2 separate regions of the Homo sapiens genome follow, and region 2 is linked to region 1. The links are chromatin contacts, found by Hi-C or POLR2A ChIA-PET in ENCODE. All regions are on one chromosome and are shown on one strand. The core of a region is the stretch at or near the end of the contact, and the rest is flanking DNA. Distances in the headings are between cores, read along the strand shown.

Region 1 (5,623 bases), core at 1,627-4,126:
GTGAGCTGAGATTGTGCCACTGCACTCTAGCCTGGGTGACAGAGTGAGACTCGGTCTCAAAAACAAAACAAAACCCCAAAGTATAATACACCTGACTTCAACTTTATGACATTGCTGTCTTTTATTACATCTTTTTATATTAAAAATAAATAAAAATGTCATAAATAGTAATTGTGTAAATATAAAAGGCCTTATTAAAAAAACAAATCTTAGTGCCTCAGTTTTCTCTTCTGTCAAGTGGGCACATAAAATTACCTAAGTCATAGGGTCCTGGGCATTTAAATGAGAGAATGTACGTGAAATATTTAGCACAGTGGAGGGCTAGGCACACGGGGAGACTGCAGTTTAAAAGACTAACCAGGCACATGAGACCAAAGACACAAAAGTCTGTTATTTTCCTAGAGTCAAAAACAAAACTTATTAGAAGGCTGTCTTTACCCAATCTTGTCCTCAAAATTGACTCTAAATCTTTAGTTCACTTTAAACATTCAGTAAATTATTAACACTGCTTTGAAATTCTCTTTCTATTCTCTCTATCCTGTGACCTCTGACATGATGTCACAATTCACCTTCTGCTCTGACTTTGTGAGGATTTCCCAAGCTGGTTGGTGCATGGGCTTCCTCACTTTTTTCCTCACGAAGAGGTCTCTGGTCTCCCCTCTCTGAGCACTCTGAGGTAGGGTTGCTGTGTGTTTTGCTCTTGGTCTAATTCCTTTGGCTAAACATGAATAATTATATTAATGAATGGCTTTGGAGATTCTTCTTCCGTCCTTTGCATTTTTCCGAGATATGTTTCTGGTTTTGGTATCTATTAGAAGGGTATTTTGGTTTCTGTTTTGTGACAATCAAGATTTATAGTACAGAAAATTAGAAGTGATTATTTCTATTTCAAGGTTCTTTCTGTGGCAGCCAGGTAATCCCTTGGGTGCCCTGATTTACTCACTTGGTTTTTTTCTCTCTCCTGGGTATAAGACCAACTACATAATTTACAAAGCCCAGGGCAAAATAAAAATGCAGCCTCTCATTCAGAAATTATTAAGAACTTCAAGAGGGTGAGAGCACAGCATCAAATCAAGAGCAGGGCACTTCTTTTTTATTTTAATTTTTCCATAAGTTATTGGGGTACAGGTGGTATTTGATTACATGAGTAAGTTCTTTAATGGTGATTTGTGAGATTTTGGTGCACTCATCACTCGAGTAGTATACACTGCACCCTATTTGTAGTCTTTTATCCTTCGTCCCCCTCTCATCCTTCCCCCTAAGTCCCCAAAGTCCATTGTATCATTCTTAAGAGCAGGCCACTTCTAAATCTGGGGCCCTTCTAAGTGCAGGGCCCTATGTGACTGCACGGGTTGCTGGCCCATGAATCTAATCCTGCCCGGGAGGCAATGGTGGTAAAAGCTTTAGAATCCTGTAGGCTTGGGTTAGAGTCTTAGCTCTGCAAGTTACTCTTTTGGAGGAAGAAATATATGAAAAAGCGGACACAGGAGCTTATTAGATTGTGAGGAGCACATTAGTTTGATGGGTCCCAGGAGAAGGAGCCAACATTTCTGTATTCCACTTAAGCGCTGAGAACGGTGCTTTGTACCTAAAAAAATTTTTTAATTAAGACATAATTCACATGCAATAAAATTAACTCTTCAAAAGTATACAATCCAGTGGTTTCTAGTACACTCACAAAGTTATACAACTATCACTGCTCTCTAATTCCACAATATTTTCATCACCCAAGAAACACCATATCTATTAGCGGTATCTATTAGCAGTCACTTCCCATTCCCTCCTGCCTTAGTTTCTGGCAACCACTAAACTACTTTTTGTCTCTATGGATTTGCCTATTCTGGACATTTCATATAAATTAAAAACAATATATGGCTTTTTGTGTTTGACTTTTTTTTTTTTTTTTTTGAGACGGAGTCTCGCTGTTACCTAGGCTGGAGTGCAGTGACTCACTGTAACCTCTGTCTCCTGGGTTCAAATGATTCTCCTGCCTCAGCCTCCCTAGTAGCTGGGACTACAGGTGCCCGCCACCATGCCCGGCTTATTTTTTGTATTTTTAGTAGAGACGGGGTTTCACCATGTTGGTCAGGCTGGTCTCGATCTCCTGACCTCGTGATCCACCCGCCTCGGCTTCCCAAAGTGCTAGGATTACAGGCGTGAGCCACCGCACCCGGCCTTCTAAGGGTTTTATAGTTTTAGTTCTTACATTTAGGTCGTTGATCCATATTTAGTTAATTTTTGCATATGGTGTGAGGAAGGAAGTGTATAATTTTAATTCCTGCTTAGCCTGACGATAATCATGTGACCCTTGGTAAGTTCTTGCACCTAAGTCTCAATTTCCTTATTTGTAAAGTGAGAATAACAAATGGTAGCTAAATCATAAGATTACAGTGAAGATAGAAAATTTACGTAGAGCATTTATCACACTGCTTGAAGCATCCTAACTACTCGATAAATGCGGTCGGTGTTACAGTTATAACATGAGCGATGAATGCGTGCTTCCACAGTGGAGTGCCAGAAAGACCGGCAGCATTTCTGAGAAGGTAAACGGGAGGAAGTAGGCTTGCTTAGTCCACTTGGAGAAGCAGGTCTGGGATTGTTGTGAGAGTCTCTGCCCTAGGTAGACCACTGCCTCATGATCCCCTCTAGAGATTGGTAAAAATTCGAATTCTCGGGCCCCATCAGAACTACTGAAAAGAGCCTCCTGTGAGCACAGGGCTCGCAGTAAGTGGGGGTGACGGTGGTCGCGCCGGCAGCGCCGCCTTGGGCCTGCGGGAGGCGCCCGAGAGGCAGGGGCGACCACGGCGGCTGCGCAGAGTCCTCCCTATGCCGGCGGTCGCGCCAGCGGGATCCGCCTGGCTCAGCTGACAGCTCCCGAGAACGGAAGAGGCGGCGCGCCGGTTGAGCAGGGCGTCTCTAGGCCTGGTCGGCTGGCGGCGGTGAGTGGGCCCCAGGCAAGGGCGGAGGGCGGAACTTTGGGGTTCGGCACTGCCGGGCGGCCGGAAGGTACGGTGGGGATAGCTCTCTGGGCGCGCGAGGCAGAGAAGGGGACCGGGCTGGGACTGTACACTGGGCCTCAGTCCCTCAAATCCGGGACCGGGCGTCCGCAGCTCGGCTGGCCGGGACTCCCTTCGGGACGCTGAGGAGGAAGGGGAAGGTGTGGGCCCTGCTCCTTCGGGACGCCCCAGGCTGGCCAGCAGCTCACACATCCGCATTGCGCCCTCTGATCCCAGCGTTGGGGCGGATAGCTAGCGTTGGGCCTGCCCCTGTTTTGGGGCAGTCGCCCAAACGACGCCGCACGCCTAGTGGCGAGCTGAACCCAGACTAGGACACCCGAAGACCAAATGGATAGAGTGAGAAGGAAATGGGGGTTAGCAACCTGAATTGAGGTACTGGATTCCAAGTGACAGCTTCACAAGCTGAAATCTTGTAGGGTAGGTCATGAGGAACTGTTGAAACTGCTTGGAGTAGAAGTTCTTAGCCCTGGCTGCATATTGGAATCACCTGGAGAACTTGGAAAACTACTGAGGCCTGAATTAATTGTTCTAGGGTGTGGCCTGGGTATTGAGATTTTAAAAAACAGCTCCTCAGAAGATTCTAATGTGCAGTCAGATGGAGAACACTAACCTAAAACCATAAACTGCATGAATGAATCTCTCATCCCATTTGCAAATGTTTTAACAGGAAGAAACAAAAAGCTTAATTCAATTAGCACCATATACTCCCACCTAGTAAAATAAGACAATGTGAAAGGACCTAATACAGTACATAGTAGGTGCTCAATTAATGTAAATTGATTCTGAATCTCATTCTTATCTCATTTGGGAGTTACACATCCGAGAATCTGGTTTTTAATTATGGTTTTGTATATAGTATTTTTGCATATAATTTTAGGGTGTTGATAGGATTCTCCGTAGCCCATCTATAGACCACACTCCCTTTTCCCCTCACCCCAGTGAAGAAGCCTAGCTCTAAAGCATTTAGAATAAAACTTAAAAGTTTGTGTTTGTGTACTCTTGTTTTGTTTAAGTATTTTTCTGTTACCAAAATTAACCTTGAGTGCCACTGGCAGGCTTAATTCATGAACAAGAGAGGAAAAACTGGAGGGGAGTGGCAAATGAAGGAATACAAGAAGCAGAAGAGGAAAGGAGAAAAAAACAAAACAAAAAACAAACTGAAGAGATTGTTTGTTATGGGGCATGGTGTCCTGTACTTTCATATGACCTTGGTGTTCCTCCTTAGCTCCTCCCATAGCTGAGGGCAGACAGATAAAAAGTCCTCAGTCATTGCTGGGGACATGCAAATACTCCTTTAACCACATGGCTCAGTTAGCCTGCCCTAGGAGAGTAACATGCACTTGTAGATTAGGATTGGCTATATGTTAGGATATGTTTGACTTAAGCAGTGATCATGGAAATTCAGAATTTTAATTTGGAGAGGGTCCTAACACCATCTTTTGTATTTCTTTTCTGCAGATGGCAGGATTTTCATAATATATGTAGTATGAGTTCCACATCTTGGCCTCTTACCCAGCTTCAGCAGTCTCAGCTCCACCAGTTAGAGAATAAATGGGATTTGCATGAACTCCACTCTGAGCTGAAATACAGACTGCGGTGTTAATATCCTTTTCTTCTGATTGTTATTAACAGGTACTAACTGACCTCAAGTAGAACATGTAATTGTGTCTTAGATAGGGATGCAGCTTAAGCAGAGCCATGAACTAACATCTCCTAGAAAAAAAGTGTTTTTTGAAAATGAAATCATTTTTAATTTCATAGTATGACCTTTTAAAATGTAAAAAATCCTAACTTTTTACTTATGTACATTTTAATTAAAAATATTTTAGTTGTGAGGGAGGATATTTGCAAATGCAATTGTAGTTCAATATTTTAATTGACTGGTAGTTTTGTTTTATTAAAATGATTTTTGTAAATTCTCATTGCATATTTTTTTCACATTTAAATTATCTGAAATTGCTGTATCTTTCAGTTGATGCTATTTTAAAAAACATTGATTCATACTTTATTTTTTGAGACAAGGTCTTGCTCTGTCCCCCAGGCTGGAGTGCAGTGGTGCAAACACGGCTCACTGCAGCCTCAGCATCCAAGGCTCAAGCGATCCTCCTGCCACAGTCTCCTGAGTAGCTGGGACTACAGGCACACACCACCACACCTGGCTAATTTTTTATAGAGACAGGATCTTGCTATGTTGCCAAGGCTGATCTCAAACTGCTGGCCTCAAGTGATCCTCCTGCCTTGGCCTCCCAAAGTGCTGGGATTACGGGCATGAGCCACCATATCCAGCCAGTTCATACTTTAATTGTAGCTAATTTCTTTTTCTTTCTTTCTTTCTTTCTTTCTTTCTTTCTTTCTTTCTTTCTTTCCTTTCTTTCTTCTTTCTTTCTTTCCTTTTTTTTTTTTTTTTTTTTTTGGAGACAGAGTCTGTCTCTGTCACCCAGGCTGGAATGCAGTGGTGCAATCTCAGCTCACTGCAACCTCTGCCTCCTGGATTCTAGTGATTCTCTAGTCTCGTGCCTCAGCCACCGAGTAGCTGGGATTACATGCGTGTACCACAATGCCCGGCTAATTTTTTTATTTTTAGTAGAGATGGGGTTTTGCTGTGT
Region 2 (4,252 bases), core at 1,000-3,499, 550 kb before region 1:
GGCTTTCCTGCAGACCTATTCCCACGAGGTCTCTCTCACCGCGGACTCGCGAAAGAGTCACCTGATCTTCCCCCAGCCCAATTATGCGGACACGCTCATCAGCCAGGAGAGCTGTGAGAAAAACGATCCTTTGTCTTTGTTAGATGATTCGAAGTTTCCTATAGAGGATACCCCATTGGTTCCAGTGAGTTTTATTTTCATTTTTACTTTTGTTAAAAAAAAAAAGATTGGTTTTTACTTTGAAGTTTGCGGCATGATGGTGGAAAGTGTAAATGCTAAAACACTGATGAGTAGAATTTGATGTTTATTAAGGTTTTTTTTTTTTTTTTTTTTTTTTTTTTTTTTACTTTCTGGTAAAATTCACCTAGTCTCAATCAAGGCCTATATATCATAAGGCTTTGTTATGATTAGCTTTGCAGAACCTTGTAGTTTATAGTGTTGTTGAGTACAATATTGACAATTCCTAAGACAGACTTCCATACAGAAGTGCCTGTCAATTTATATTTCCTCCTGGGTGGTCACATATTGAAACTCCAGCCCCTTAAGCAACCCTCTTGTTCTGAAGGCAGGTCTGGTAAGAATAGGTAAGTATCAGAAAGAAATCACCTCTGGAAACACAACCCAAATCCAAGAATACTCAATGCAGTTCTTCCCAAGGAGAAGGGCAATAGGCCTTTTTCAAACTACATTTTATATATTTTTCAATCTATACTTTGTGGTGATAGTTGCAGTTGAATATACTAAGTTTTTCATTAATATTGAATTAACAATTTATTTATAACAATGTATGCTTAGATTTTTCCAGCCCTATTTATAACTGATAACACTGCAGTATCCTTTTTGCATACAATTCTCTAATTTCACACTGCTATGTGGAAGATATAGCATTTTAATTTAACTTTCATTGCTCAATAGGGATCCTGAGGAGGCTATAGAGGGTGAAATTAAGAATATTTGGGATTCTGCTTTTGTCTTTTTTGTTAAATTTTCTAGTGACTAAGGCTGAAAGTAAATATGGGTTGGGAAGACAGATAAATTTGTACATGTTCCCGAGAACAGGAGCAAGAGATATATGACAAAGCTATTTCAGTGGCTCTTTAATGTATAAGGAGGCAAACACCTGAAACTCTGAAAACTCTGAAATTGAGAGGCAAAATAAACTTAGAGTCAAGAAAGAAATGCCATTTCTGCAGATCAGAATATAAACACCAACCACAGCTGTAAAAAAGAAAAGAATATATGCAACGAAGGGAAATTATATAAACAAAGGATCATTGGAGGTACTGATGAGTTCATTTAGTTCAATGAAAATAGTGACGTATTAGGTAGATCTCTTAATTTTATTACTAGTATTCTACTAAATGTGGTAGTATAAAGTCAAAAAGCATTCCGAAGTTTCTCAAGACCCTTATAATTCCATGATTTTTTTCAGGTCAGTCAACATTTGTTGAATGATAGGTCTGTGGAAGGAAAGCACACTCTTTAGGGTCATAGTTATTAACTATTAAACCATTGAAACTATTATTTTATATTTGTGTTAATGAGAGTCAAAATTATTGTGCATTCATCTCAAATAATTCTATTATTTTGAAAAATACAGGTTTTTTTTTTAAAAAAAACTGCTCTTGACATTGTAGCTATTGTGAGAAAATATTTTGATTATAATTATTTAAAAGCAATACAGGACACCCTGGATGATGGTAATGACTAGGGCAATGGTTGCATTCCAGTACTTAAGTATGAAATAAGGAATTATTACTTTCTGGGTGAATATAGGCTAGAATTGAAGACAAAAAAATTTGTTGCTTATCTTCAGTACTTCCAGCTTCATAGATAATTACTCTTAAAAGGAACAAGAATGACTGCCTCTGGATGGAGGAATTGGATAGCAATGGGCCGTGGGATAGGAGACCTATAAACCTTCATGCTATATTATTTTGTGCCTTTTTAAATTTTGAAGAAAAAATATTCATTTATTCAAGATATATGTAAATTCAGTAAATAAAAAGATATGATAGTTATGACCAAGTGGAAATATATTTCCTGATGTAAAAGGAATCACTGAGGAAAAAGATTAAAATATTTTGGCTGTCAACTCGTAGTTTAAAAAAAATTCCTTGAAAGAGGTAGAGAAAAGTCAAGTTGCAGTCCCACACAGAGCCTCTGGGCGCCGCCGTCGGCCAGTGCAGAGCAAGCGCTGACGCCGGGGATCCCTCAGCCTCTAGCCTGGGATTCCCTGCGCAGCCAACAACAGAAAAGAAAACCAGCTCCCACACAGAGGCTCCCGGCTGCGCAGACCTTGCCCAGCACACCAGATTGCCAGCTCCGAGACCCGGGACTCCTCCTGTCCTGGGCCGAATGCTCTTTTAGCGCGGTAGAGTGCACTTTCTCCAACTGGAAAAGCGGGGACCCAGCGAGAACCCGAGCGAACGATGGGAGGGAGCTGCGCGCAGAGGCGCCGGGCCGGCCCGCGGCAGGTACTATTTCCTTTGCTGCTGCCTTTGTTCTACCCCACGCTGTGTGAGCCGATCCGCTACTCGATTCCGGAGGAGCTGGCCAAGGGCTCGGTGGTGGGGAACCTCGCTAAGGATCTAGGGCTTAGTGTCCTGGATGTGTCGGCTCGCGAGCTGCGAGTGAGCGCGGAGAAGCTGCACTTCAGCGTAGACGCGCAGAGCGGGGACTTACTTGTGAAGGACCGAATAGACCGTGAGCAAATATGCAAAGAGAGAAGAAGATGTGAGTTGCAATTGGAAGCTGTGGTGGAAAATCCTTTAAATATTTTTCATGTCATTGTGGTGATTGAGGATGTTAATGACCACGCCCCTCAATTCCGGAAAGATGAAATAAACTTAGAAATCAGTGAATCCGTCAGCCTGGGGATGGGAACAATTCTTGAGTCTGCAGAAGATCCTGATATTAGTATGAATTCGCTGAGCAAATACCAACTAAGTCCTAACGAGTATTTCTCATTGGTGGAGAAAGACAATCCTGATGGTGGCAAATATCCAGAATTAGTATTGCAGAAGACTCTGGACCGAGAAACGCAGAGCGCTCACCACTTGGTACTGACCGCCTTAGATGGTGGGGACCCTCCCCGAAGCGGTACTGCTCAGATAAGAATCCTGGTAATAGATGCCAATGACAACCCCCCAGTGTTCAGCCAGGACGTGTACAGGGTTAGCCTTCGGGAAGACGTGCCTCCAGGCACCTCCATCCTGAGAGTGAAGGCCACTGACCAGGACGAGGGCATCAACTCAGAGATCACTTATTCCTTCTTTGGTGTGGCTGACAAAGCTCAGCACGTGTTCTCTCTGGATTACACTACAGGAAACATTCTAACTCAGCAGCCTTTGGATTTTGAAGAAGTAGAAAGATATACGATAAACATAGAAGCAAAAGACCGAGGATCTCTCTCAACACGGTGTAAAGTAATTGTAGAAGTTGTAGACGAAAACGACAACAGCCCAGAAATAATCATCACGTCACTCTCTGATCAGATTATGGAGGATTCCCCTCCAGGAGTGGTTGTTGCCCTCTTCAAAACACGGGACCAAGACTCAGGGGAAAATGGGGAAGTCAGGTGTAGCTTAAGTAGAGGTGTTCCATTTAAGATTCATTCTTCTTCTAATAATTACTACAAGCTAGTAACAGATGAGGCCCTGGATCGGGAGCAGACCCCAGAGTACAACGTCACCATCGCAGCCACAGACAGGGGCAAGCCTCCGTTATCCTCCAGCAAAACCATAACCCTGCACATTACTGACGTCAATGACAACGCGCCGGTTTTCGGACAGTCAGCCTACCTGGTCCACGTGCCAGAAAACAACCAGCCGGGTGCCTCCATAGCGCAAGTCAGTGCCTCTGACCCAGACTTCGGGCTCAACGGCCGTGTCTCCTACTCTCTCATTGCCAGCGACCTGGAGTCACGAACGCTGTCGTCCTACGTGTCCGTGAGCGCGCAGAGCGGGGTGGTGTTCGCGCAGCGCGCCTTCGACCACGAGCAGCTGCGCACCTTCGAGCTCACGCTGCAGGCCCGCGACCAGGGCTCGCCCGCGCTCAGCGCCAATGTGAGCCTGCGCGTGTTGGTGGGCGACCGTAACGACAACGCACCGCGGGTGCTGTACCCTGCGCTGGGTCCCGACGGCTCCGCGCTCTTCGACACAGTGCCGCGGGCCGCGCAGCCAGGCTACCTGGTGACCAAGGTGGTGGCCGTGGACGCGGACTCGGGGCACAATGCCTGGCTGTCCTACCA

What was found. Hi-C counts contacts between places; a loop is a spot of excess contacts on that map. ChIA-PET counts read pairs that join two places held with the same protein, here RNA polymerase II (POLR2A). Pooled maps may share reads with other maps.
Region 2: a pooled map shows a loop between it and region 1 (3-fold over the local background). The contact joins the promoter of PCDHGB7 here to the promoter of RNF14 in region 1. A Hi-C loop is called at or near these places in 4 of 50 pooled maps. POLR2A ChIA-PET finds 5 or more read pairs at or near these places in 2 of 52 experiments (K562 and activated naive CD8-positive, alpha-beta T cell).

Annotation. Positions count from the first base shown.
Region 1 is chr5:141,966,229-141,971,851 of GRCh38, forward strand. It overlaps RNF14 (ring finger protein 14), which reads left to right and starts at 2,877. Exons shown (of 9, transcript NM_004290.5): 1 at 2,877-2,939; 2 at 4,476-4,649. LOC124901095 (a long non-coding RNA gene) reads right to left here and starts at 3,552. Exons shown (of 3, transcript XR_007058977.1): 1 at 3,380-3,552. RefSeq lists a silencer at 2,660-2,799 and an enhancer at 2,910-3,059.
Region 2 is chr5:141,415,428-141,419,679 of GRCh38, forward strand. PCDHGB7 (protocadherin gamma subfamily B, 7) reads left to right here and starts at 2,250. Exons shown (of 4, transcript NM_018927.4): 1 at 2,250-4,252. The coding sequence starts at 2,433. The region is part of intron 1 of PCDHGA1 (protocadherin gamma subfamily A, 1); the gene reads left to right. The region is part of intron 1 of PCDHGA2 (protocadherin gamma subfamily A, 2); the gene reads left to right. All of the region lies in intron 1 of PCDHGA3 (protocadherin gamma subfamily A, 3), which reads left to right. It also overlaps PCDHGB1, PCDHGA4, PCDHGB2, PCDHGA5, PCDHGB3 and PCDHGA6, and 8 more genes.